Linked DNA regions of Homo sapiens: region 2 is linked to region 1. The links are chromatin loops, found by intact Hi-C in ENCODE. Cell type or tissue: Panc1. All regions are shown on one strand. Each heading gives the region's core, and the rest is flanking DNA. Links, peaks and the distances in the headings are about the cores only.

The links. A loop is a pair of places that touch in the nucleus more often than their neighbours do. Peaks named below come from ENCODE experiments on the same cell type or tissue, not always from the same donor. Only the 100,000 strongest peaks of a DNase experiment are listed, where the experiment ranks them.
Region 2: it touches region 1 in a loop (2.3-fold over the local background); 2 of 110 quality-filtered maps call a loop at or near these places.

What each region holds. Positions count from the first base shown.
Region 1 is chr1:90,112,344-90,117,733 of GRCh38, forward strand. It overlaps LOC105378848 (a long non-coding RNA gene), which reads left to right and starts at 2,829. Exons shown (of 3, transcript XR_947587.2): 1 at 2,829-3,050. In Panc1, for the core only: CTCF peaks have their summits at 2,402 (motif pointing right) and 2,602; a DNase peak (open chromatin) is centred at 2,398; H3K27me3 peaks cover 1,124 bases.
Region 2 is chr1:90,701,685-90,707,074 of GRCh38, forward strand. No RefSeq gene overlaps it. Among named protein-coding and RNA genes, the nearest start is that of BARHL2, 13 kb to the right of the region's middle. RefSeq lists an enhancer at 4,361-5,155. In Panc1, for the core only: no CTCF peak of the experiment used is centred there; no DNase peak of the experiment used is centred there; H3K27me3 peaks cover 836 bases.

The DNA of each region.
Region 1 (5,390 bases), core at 330-5,329:
AGGTATTTTAAAAGACAAATAAAAATCCCGGCAAACTTTTCCACATGCGTGTTTAAATTTTGATGTTAAATGTTAAAGGAAACTAAAAGATCTCTTAAGTAGCAAATTTCCTGAGCTTAATTCTTCTTATAGAGATATGTTCTTGATATATTGCTGACATTTTAATCTAGAACCAGGACTTTAGTAAACACTCCCCCACAAACTTCAATTTCTATTTCCTTTTTGTTCTCACTCATAGGTGGGAATTGAACAATGAGAACACTTGGACACAGGGAACATCACACACCGGGACTTGTCGTGGGGTGGGTGATGGGGGGAGGGATAGCATTAGGAGAAATACCTAATGTAAATGACGAGTTAATGGGTGCAGCAAACCAACATGGCACATGTATACATATGTAACAAACCTGCACGTTGTGCACATGTACCCTAGAACTTAAAGCATAATAAAAATAAATAATAAAAAAAGAAAGAACAAGATTAAATCCTACTCAAGCAAGAGTTTGTCTTCTGTAAACCATGATGACCATGGTGACTAGAAGATGAAAAACTGAAAGTCAACAACAAGTACAATACTTTAAAATGAAGAGTCTAATTGATTGATTGATTGATTGAGACAGGGTCTCACTCTGTTGCCCAGGCTAAAGTGCAGTGGTGTGATCTCAGCTTACTACAAACTTTGCCTCTCAGGCTCAAGCCTCAGCCTCCCAAGTAGCTTGGATTACAGACACATGCCACTATGTCTGACTAATTTTTATTTTTATTTTTGTATTTTTGGTAGAGCCGGGTTTTGCCATGTTGCCCAGGCTGGTCTCGAACTCCTGAACTCAGGGTGATCCATCCACCTCTGTCTCCCAAAGTGCTGAGATTACAGGCATGAGCCACTGTGCCAGGCCAAGAGTAATTTATATAGAGAGTCACTGATAGACTTACAGAATATTGGAGCTGAAAGGATCCAGACTGTAGATGTATGACTTGCCCAAGACCACATAGGGTACTAGCAGGTCTACTAGAGCACATGACGACAATATACTTACACAATAATTTAATTTTAGTTTTCTTATTTTTTTTTGAAAAGGAAAGGCATATTGTTGTGTAGATGTGTTTAAAATTAAGAAAGGAGAATACAATTTTCTATTAAGTAAATATACTAAAATATAAATATTTTACTTTACATTTATGGGGAGAGTTAATTCAAATGTAAGTGTCACCAGTGCTGAGTGTGGAAATACCATCACTGCATATCTAACTGGGAATGATTTACTGAAGAAAGCACAAAACCATCAGGGAAATTGCTTCTGCAAAAAGAAATTGGTCTGTATGGCTCACACTACTTTCAGAGGACTTTCAATGGCTGTAGAACCTTGTTGAAACTCAAGTCTTACTTTCTTGGGGAGTGGAGCATTCCTGTTTTCCCAATATGGATCAGGTACACCTTCTACCTGCTTCTGGAGAGTACTATGTCTCTCTTCATCGTAAGGCTTCATAATTACCTGATTGCGTATCTGTTTCCCTCATTCGATTACAGGATACATATGTTTTGGAACCAGGCCCATCCTTTTCACCATTATATCCAAAATGACTAGCAGAGTGTGGGTTTAGAGCAGGTAGCCATGAAGTTCACTAAAAGACGTAACAGAAGAATGAATAAATGCTCTAATAAGATTGTGTCTTAGGAGGAAATTTGCACTGTCAGGGTTTACGAAGTCTAGAATACAATTTAAAAAATGCTAAATGCCTGTTTCTGCTAAATGAATAAAATGTACTAGAATTGCGTGAAGAAACTTGAAAGTAGAGATTTTCCTTTGCTGAATTAGAAGTGAGTAGTTGAGTTTTCTATTTGAAGATATAACAATATTCTTATATTGTTAAAGAACATTAGAAATCTTGACTTTTACAGCAAAATAAATATCTAGAAGTGAAGTATTGATTATTAATGCAAATATTCTGTGGAATATCTACCACTTGTTTTACGTTTTTTTAATTGACAGAGTGGGAGACCATATTATCACCCATTTTATTTTATACAAATTCTTTAGCTGCATCACTAGCTAAAACAAATAAATGTATCATACTTTAATATCAATTACTATTATTGGATTATCAAATGTAAAAGCCTAAAAATATCTAAATATCACACGGGTTGAGCTATCCCTACCATGGTAATTTAAATATGTTACCTATTTACAAGATACTTTTAGAAAGAAAATATAGGCATTATTAACAAAGTAAAAATGAAATAGATATTTTAATCTAGAATAACTGTGGTTTCTAGTTGAAGATTTTACTTGGTTAATCTTATTTGGGTGTCTTTTCTTTGAAGTTATGAATGCTTTGTAATCTTAGGGCCTTTTGTAGCCTTTAACAGAGTTTTCTCACTAGAGGGCAGCATTTGACTAAATGTCCATCCAAACAGAAGGTTTTTCTGGTGAACTGGGAATATCCATGCAGATCACTTTAATAACTCAGTTAGCAGACTTACATGGATTTCTAATTCGATTTGTTGGGCTGGGACCCAATTTGGTTTGATAAGCCTTTAGAAAGGAATTTTAGGGATTTATTCCAGTAATAAATATGAATTGTTTTTAGATAGGTATTATATCAGGTTTGTGAAAGTCATGCTTACCCTAGAGCTTCTATTGCCTAGCCTTTTAAATGCACGTAAATTATTATATTAAATTATTTATTATTGAAACTGAATAAAAAAAGAATCGGGTTACTGTTTTATAAGCCCCCCTCCCTTTTTTTTTTTTAAAAAAACTCTTCAATTGTATCTATTTCTCAGTTAATCTTATCTATATTATTTCTCTGGGAATTTTGTTTTGAAGTGTGAGCCCTGCAGAAGTGTTATGGATGACTGCAAGAGCTGCTAGTGGAGGTCTGTAACATGGAAGATGCTCTTCCTTTGATCTGAGCCTTGAGGATAACTGATGCTCAGGGACAATGCTTTTACCTCCTGAAGAGCATCCTCAGAGTCTGGTCCACAGTCCACGGAGTGAGGTTGAGGACCCAAAAAGGTAGCCTCATTCTTGATTTTGGCTGTCAAGAGGGTAAGCCATTGCTTGGTTCTCATTATTATTCTGTCAGTGTTGGGACAAAATTTCTTCGATTTTTCAAGATAGAGTTGAATGTGTAGTGGAGACATCTGGGATATGCAGTTTTTCATAGAGATTGGATATGACAGCCAATTACCAAAATACATCCCACCATTAGTTAATCGCAGTATTGCTATGGAAGCCAATGTTGGAGAAAATGGCTTTATCTTAAGTGGCCATTTAAATAGTCTTTTTTGTCCAATGACTTATTGCTCAAAGGAACCATTCAAATAGTTGCAACAGAAATTCATATTCACAAACATACAAGTATAGTACCACATAAGTACATACAATTATGTATCAATAAAAAACATACAAGTATAGGTGTATGTACACATACGTATATATTGTACCATTTAATTTGTATTTTCAAGTTTTTATATAAATTTATTTTGGTGATGACATGTTTTCTAGGTGAAAGTGATAATTACATTTGAATCCTTATAACATTGAAAGAGACACTTCTCTTCCTGTTCCAATTCAAATTTGGATGAAATATCAAAAGTAATTTTTAAAATGCTCTTTTGAGATGTTATACTGGGCTTCTAATGATGTAAGCAGAATTAAATTTCTCAAACATTGTGATGGTTGCACCAGGTAATTTAGGAACAAATACTTTTCTCAAAAAGTCCAGAGAAAATCTAAAAGCAGAAATGTTATTGCATAAGGCACGCAAGCAGAATTTTTTTCATTTTTGTGTTCTTTGGACCTTTGTGCGTATAGTCACATAACAATAACCAGACCCTGCCCAATTCTTTTTCACTATAGATCAATTTGGGAGATTTTCACCACTTCCTTTCTATTTTTTGTGTTTTATGGGGCTTTAATAGCCAGCATACTTTTGCAAAAAAAAAAAAAAAAAGGCATAACTTAAACAGTGTACCCAGTTGTTCCAGGGCTAACTCTATTTTATTTGGTATTTAGAACATATTTGATATTAATATTTACATATTTTTCAGAATTAGAATTAAAGGCTTTAATGCTCTCTACTGAGCATTGTTTCTCTTTAAAAAAAATCAAAAGGAAATAATCTAACCAATTAGATTCAATGAATAATAATGCTTAGATATAAGTAACTGATCAAATGCTAATTTTCTGTTCAGATTTTTATGTTTTTAATGAATGTTTTTGGCAACCTCAGGGAATGCAAGGAATCAAAATGATCCATTTCTACATAACTTCCTCTTCAAGTGTTTGAAGTCTATTTCTTACACTTCCAACCACTTTCTCTGCCTCTCTGTTTGGATAATATATGTCTGTGGACAAAGTGAGAGATACAGAAGTTAGAGGGAAGAAGGAGAATTTCCAAGTCGCCGAAACCTTTGTTCATTCATGGAGCAAACATATGTCGAATGCCTGCTTAATGACATGGACAGTGCTAGGCACTGGAAACACACATAAATAAGATGCAGTCTTTGCCTTCAAAAACTCATAGTCAAGTACAGGCAACAAAAAAGTCAATTGTTGTGGTCCAGTGTGACAGGTGCTTTGATAGAACATATTGCCTGGCTATTATGGAATCATACAGTGAATGGGGTGAATGGGTATCTAAACTCTAAAAATCACGGAAGACTCACCTGGTATTAGCTTGGTACAAAAGTAATTGCGGTTTTTGCCATTACTTTTAAATGGCAAAAACCACAATTCCTTTTTTCACCAATGTAATAAAATGATTCAGGAAGGAACTGGTAGGAGTTAGTTAGAAGAAAGAGGGAGAAAATGAAGGTGGAGGAGAAAGGAGTTTCAGATGGAGGAAACAGCATGTGTGATGTAATGGAAGCAGGAGACAGGATTGCAGGCTGGGAATCACAAGCAGTCACATTTGCTTGGAATAAAGGGGTCTTGTGGAATTATGGAGGCAGGAGCTCCATCATGAAGGGCTTTGTTAAAGATGTATGTTAACACCATTTATTTCCTCTTTACAATTGCCCTGTTATCACCATGTGGCATAGTGATTTGGGCTCCCAACATATGATTTGTGGGAAAGACTGTTGGGACAACATATTTAGCCTAAGGGATTAAGGGGAAAGATCAGCAGTAGAGGGGATGAAAGAAGAACTAATACTTAGGGAATTCGCTAAAAGTATGAAATCTGCCGGGGTTTTAATCTCAGCTCTGTCACTTTCTAGCTGTGTCAACTTGGGAAAGTTATTTAGCCTCTCCATACCCCAGTTACCTTATCTGTAAAATGGCAATAAGAATAATCCCTACCTTAATAGGGTTATTATGAGGATCAAATGAATTTTTGTTTTGTGAAGCTATTAGAACTGTGGGTTTGTTAACATACTAATAAAC
Region 2 (5,390 bases), core at 322-5,321, 590 kb after region 1:
CTTCACATGCAGCTAACCTTGTTACCATCCCTTCCTAAATCCATCAGTGTTGCAGCTGCACGTCTTCACAGCCCAACATCTTAAAATTCATCACTTTGGCACCTTAGCATCACTATAGGTCAAGATAAAGAATCCAACCAAGAATAATTAAAGGGCACCCAGATGTTTAGTTTACTTATCTCAAGCCTTTCCTTTAATATATTTGAATTGCCTGTGTGTACTATTTCTTTCATATTTTTAAGATATGTGCAGTGTGATTATTTTAAGGGTATGAGACCTGGAACAATACATTTCAGACTTTTTTTTTTACAAGTAGAGTTCTTTGTAGTTGAAATTTGAACAAGAGGCGTGATAATGAGTAGGTTGAGGGAAGGAAAGGTGTTATCTCATTAAGGTAATTACTAAGACATCCCCACTATTATATCAGTTTGAAAATGTGGCAATTAAAGCGCCCTACATGGGCTCCTGGAGACAAGAGAACAAGACAGTTCTCTTGGAACTTCTGTAGTACGGTTAATGTGTGTCATGTAAATGAAAGGGTAGACTATTGCTATTTAATTCTTTTCCTCAAACCCCCTACCCTCACCCTCAAATTTCTTTGTCAGTTATGGTTCTTTTTTTTTTTCTTTAACCTGAATTTAGCTCTCATGAAAGGTGCTAGATTGACAACCCCCAGAAGCTAGAGCCCTCTACTTACCCACAGAATAGTTGGAGCACAGAAAACAACAGGGTAAGCTTGGCAGGCAACATGCTACCAACCTAAGTCAAAAGAGATCTGACCTTCCTTCCCACTCTTTAGTCAGGCAAGTCTCTTGCTCTGATGAGAAGGCTGTCAAATTGATACCCGAAGTAAGGAAGCCTTAAAATACACGTAAGAAAAATGGTAAATGATGTTCGTAGCTTACTTCACTACAACCTATACAGGGTAACTCAGGTGGTAACTCAATTTACACAATTCAGTGAAACCACTACCTTTGGTCACTAATTCATTTGGTCACTAATTCATTTCCCCTCCTGAGCTGGTCATCTTGCTCTTGCTCTTTCTTTGCTTCCACTCAAGATCAATAGTAATGTGATATACCAAATAACACACAGAAACCATTCTCAAAAATCTTGCTTTCATGGTCATTGAAATATTATTTTAAAATACAAAAATTAGTTGAGCATGGTGGCACACACCTAGAGCCCCAGCTACTCGGGGGGGCTGGAGTAAGAGGATCACTTGAGCCCAGGAGGTTGAGGCTGCAGTGAGCCACGATCCCACACCACACTCAAACCTGGGCAACAGGATGAGACCTTGTCTCTCTCTCTCTCTCTCTCTCTCTCTCTCTCTCTCTCTCTCTCTATATATATATATATATATATATATATATATATATATATATAAAATATATATACATATACATGTATATATATTACACATATAAATGTATAATATATATACATGTATAATTTAACTCAAAATTTAAAAAAGAAAATAAATGTCCAGCAATGGAAGGATGGTTGACACACCTATGGTACTTTTTTTTTTTTAGCCACTACACCCGAGTTATTTTTTAATTTTTTGGTAGAGATGGAGTCTCACTATGTTGCCCTGGCTGGAGTGCAGTGGCACAATCACAGCTCACTGCAGCCTCAACCTCCTGGACTCAAGCAATCCTCCTGCCTCAGCTTCTCATGTAGTTGGAACCACAGGTGTGTGCCACAACATCTGGCTAATTTTTAATTTTTTTGCAGAGACAGGGTCTCACCCTGTTGCCCAGGCTGGTCTCGAACTCCTGGACTCAAGCAATCCTCCCACCTTGGCCTCCCAAAGTGCTGAAATTACAGGTGTGAGCCACCGCACCTGGGCACAATTATGACACATTTATGGAAGAGATTATTATATATCAAATATCACACTTACAAAGAGTTTTAAATAATATAAAGAAATATTTGTATTACATGGGAAAAACATATACATCCCAAATGAAATATGACACAACTACATAAAAATGCACTGCAAAAATCCAGAAATTATAAACCAAATGGTAGTAGTGAGTGGTAGAAGATGAGTTTTTTTCTTCTCTCTACTTTTTAGCATTTTATAAATCTTCTACAGTTAGCAGGCATTATCTATACAATAGGAAAGTTATTTTAATGATTTTCACAAAAAGTCTGTTTCTTTTGTAGTAGAATTTGACCACATAAATTTAACTCCATTAAAATTGAAGGTCAAGAATCACCTGAAAGTGCTGTAATCCTGCGTTTTCTGTTTTCTTCCCTTTTGTCTCCTATCCTTACAGGAAAAAATAAAAATGGGAGAGGAGAAAAACCATTAAGCAAATACATTGTAGAAAAAAACTGAAGTTTAGAATAGGTATTAAACTGGATGACTTTTGAGATTCCTTCCAGTCCTGGGTTTGGATCAAGATCAGCTCTGCTTAAAATTCAATTACTTATTAATGTGGATGTTGGAAATATCCTCTGCCAAATTTCTGGACAGAACCGAGTACCAGTCATGTTCCTCTAAGGGACTAGATCATTCACGAGAAGAAAAGAAAAGCCCGTAAAACATGTTGCCAAATAGAAGGGATCCTTCTTGAAATGCCAATGCCTTATGTGGCACTTGTGTATAAAAAGCAGTGTTTTGAATAGTTGGGTTTTTAAATTATGTTCCAAAATATTAATTAATAGTAAGATCCAACGCATTTACAAGCTTAAATGTACATGGTCATCTTTTCATCATTGACATTTCTCAATGGAAATGTTTATTTGACCTGTCACCTTCGGCCACATGAAAACACCCCAGACATGTGAAATAACAAAGTAAAAATCAGGAGGACAAGGCAGGCAGGGAATGGGGAGCTGAAAGGATTCTGCAAACCTGGGCCTTAAAAGTCTCCCAGCAGGCCACAACTTTCCTCTTTTGAATTCGCCCACCTGACACTTCTTACCAGACCCTTGGCCATCATGTCTACTATCAGTTTCTGAAATGAAAGCAGTCATTGTTGCTTTACTAAATGAGGTGGAAAGGTCTTAATGTTTATATATAAATTCTAATCTAATTCTGCCCCAATAAATTTCTTGGTGGGAGGACTTTCAGCATGTGAGAGGCACTGTACCTTCTGCAGGAAAAATTAGGCCATGAGACTCAAGATCGGCTGTGCGGAGCTGCCTAATATCATCCCTTATGCGCCAGCAGGGGCAAAGAATTTTAACTCAAAATAATAATAGGAGACGGGTAAGAGGAAATGGATAACAGAAGTTTGGGCCCGGCTCTGCAACCAGGCACGCCCAGGTAGCTGCCACTCAATGGCTGAAGAGAAGGCAATGGGAGAGCCCCTGCAATCGCGCAGCCAGCCGCGAGGGTAGTAGTCACGTGATGCCGCTGGCTAGAATTGTTTGGTGCGAACATCTGGCTCTTGGTGGTCATCTCTAATGTGTGTTAGAAAAGTTTGTGGGGCAATCAGAAATGTGGATTCCCAGAAATTTCCAAAGCAATCCAGAAAAGAAGGAAGACAAAGGGAAGTGTGCTATCCCACGGTTATCCAATTGTGCTTTATGTGACTTTCTGGGCCAATCTATCAATGCATAGTAATGAAAGATTATGTGAAATTTATGTGTCTATTCACATATGATAATGTTTAATGCAATGCCTCAGTGTGTTCACTCAAGGCCAGTGAGAAAGTAGGTGTCCCTTTAAAATCCTCTTAATTTAATGGAAACAATTTGGTAAGCTTTCATTAATAGAACATTTGTGGGAAATAAAACAGATGAATAAGAAGGTGACGCTTTAAAGTGGCTACAGCTCTGATGCACCCTACTTCCAGTGGGAAACTGTCTTTCTTAATATCTAGTCTGGAATCTCTCTGCTCATCAGTTTGCAGATACCCAGTCTGCAGGAGGCAAGAGTTGGTTCAAGAGGAAGTTGGGCAATCAGATTATCAATGCTACTAACAAACATTATTTGCATTTTTCAGAAATTATGACACGGCAATTTTATCAAATTGGAGATATATTTAAAATCAAAAGCTTAAAATTAAATCATTAGAAAAACTGTTCACTCTACAGGAAACCTAGCTAATGTGCTTGGGAGACTCTGACATTTGAAAACTATACCAAATAACTTAGCTTTCCTGCAGTAGGAAGTGAATAGCACGGACTTCCACATTTTTTCCTAACACTCTGTCAGCTGATTTGTTTTAGAATGCAGACCATTTTTACACCACAGGCACCCTAATTTTGTATTATAGGAGTGGGGAAACAACGCACCACTAATATCTAATTCCTCTCTCCTAAAGAGGCATTATAAATGTACATTGTTTTATAGAAAACTTTCCCTACTAGTTCACGTGAGGATGGACTGTGCCTGAATGGGCGCCCTGGAACACCTCTTCCTCCAGTCCCCAGAGGCTTTGGGGGAAACCCCGTCTCGCGAATAACGCTTGAATCTACAGACATGGATAATCCATTGCACTACATATGTCTACTGGTTCCTAAATTCCACTTAGCATTTTCGTACCTCCAACTATAGTGGGAAGGAGGAAGAGAAGAGCCAAAGGGGAAGTAGGGGGTGATCAACAAAGAGGAGTTGACTTCCAAGAATTGAAGAGAAATCTGAAGGAGGTATCATTTGCAGCCATGAGGTCTTTAGAGCGGTGGGAGTGAAGCTGGATGCAGATAAGAGCTCCCATCTGAGCAAAGATTATTTTATTGTCTTCACAGGAGAAGAAGGCTTTATATTCCCTCCAGAGCCCCCCGAGATGTGAGAGAAGGGCCCTGCTCTGTAGGCCATCCCAAGTACCGTCCTTGAAAGCGTCTGGATTCCCGTCCCAGGCCTATAGAGCCCCTGTCCTGATGCGCCCATGCCTCCCTGAAGCGCTGTCTGTACCCGGGCGCAGGAACTCGTGGCGGCCGGGCGGTCCTGAAGGTGGAGGAGCGCGGGGCCCAGCTGGGGTACGCGCCGAGCAAGAACCCGCACGGAGCCGGCGCGCCGCGGCTGGGCTTCAAGGCCGCCGCGCCAAATCCCTGGCTGCGACGTGTATGCGAATCGTTAGGAGGAGGCGGGAGGACAGCCACACTGAGGGCCTCTTCACTAAAGAATGAAGTCTGACGGCGGGAATGGGGGTGGGTGGGGGCGGGAATCCATCAGCTCCACAAAGTGACAGGGCCCTTTTATCGTAAATCAAGTTCAATCTCGCTCTCGCGAAGGTCCTCTTTTTTCGGCGGAGCTCCCGCAGGGGCGACTCGCTGTCCCAGACCAGATAGTAGCAAGAGCTGGGAGAGACCCAAATCTGCAGGGAGAGGGCGCGGGCTGAGAGCCGCGGTGGGGAGCAGGGCCTGGGCCCAGCGCGACCTGCAGGGCTGCTGCCTCGGGAGCGCTTCTGCTCTGCCTGCGGTGGCCGAGG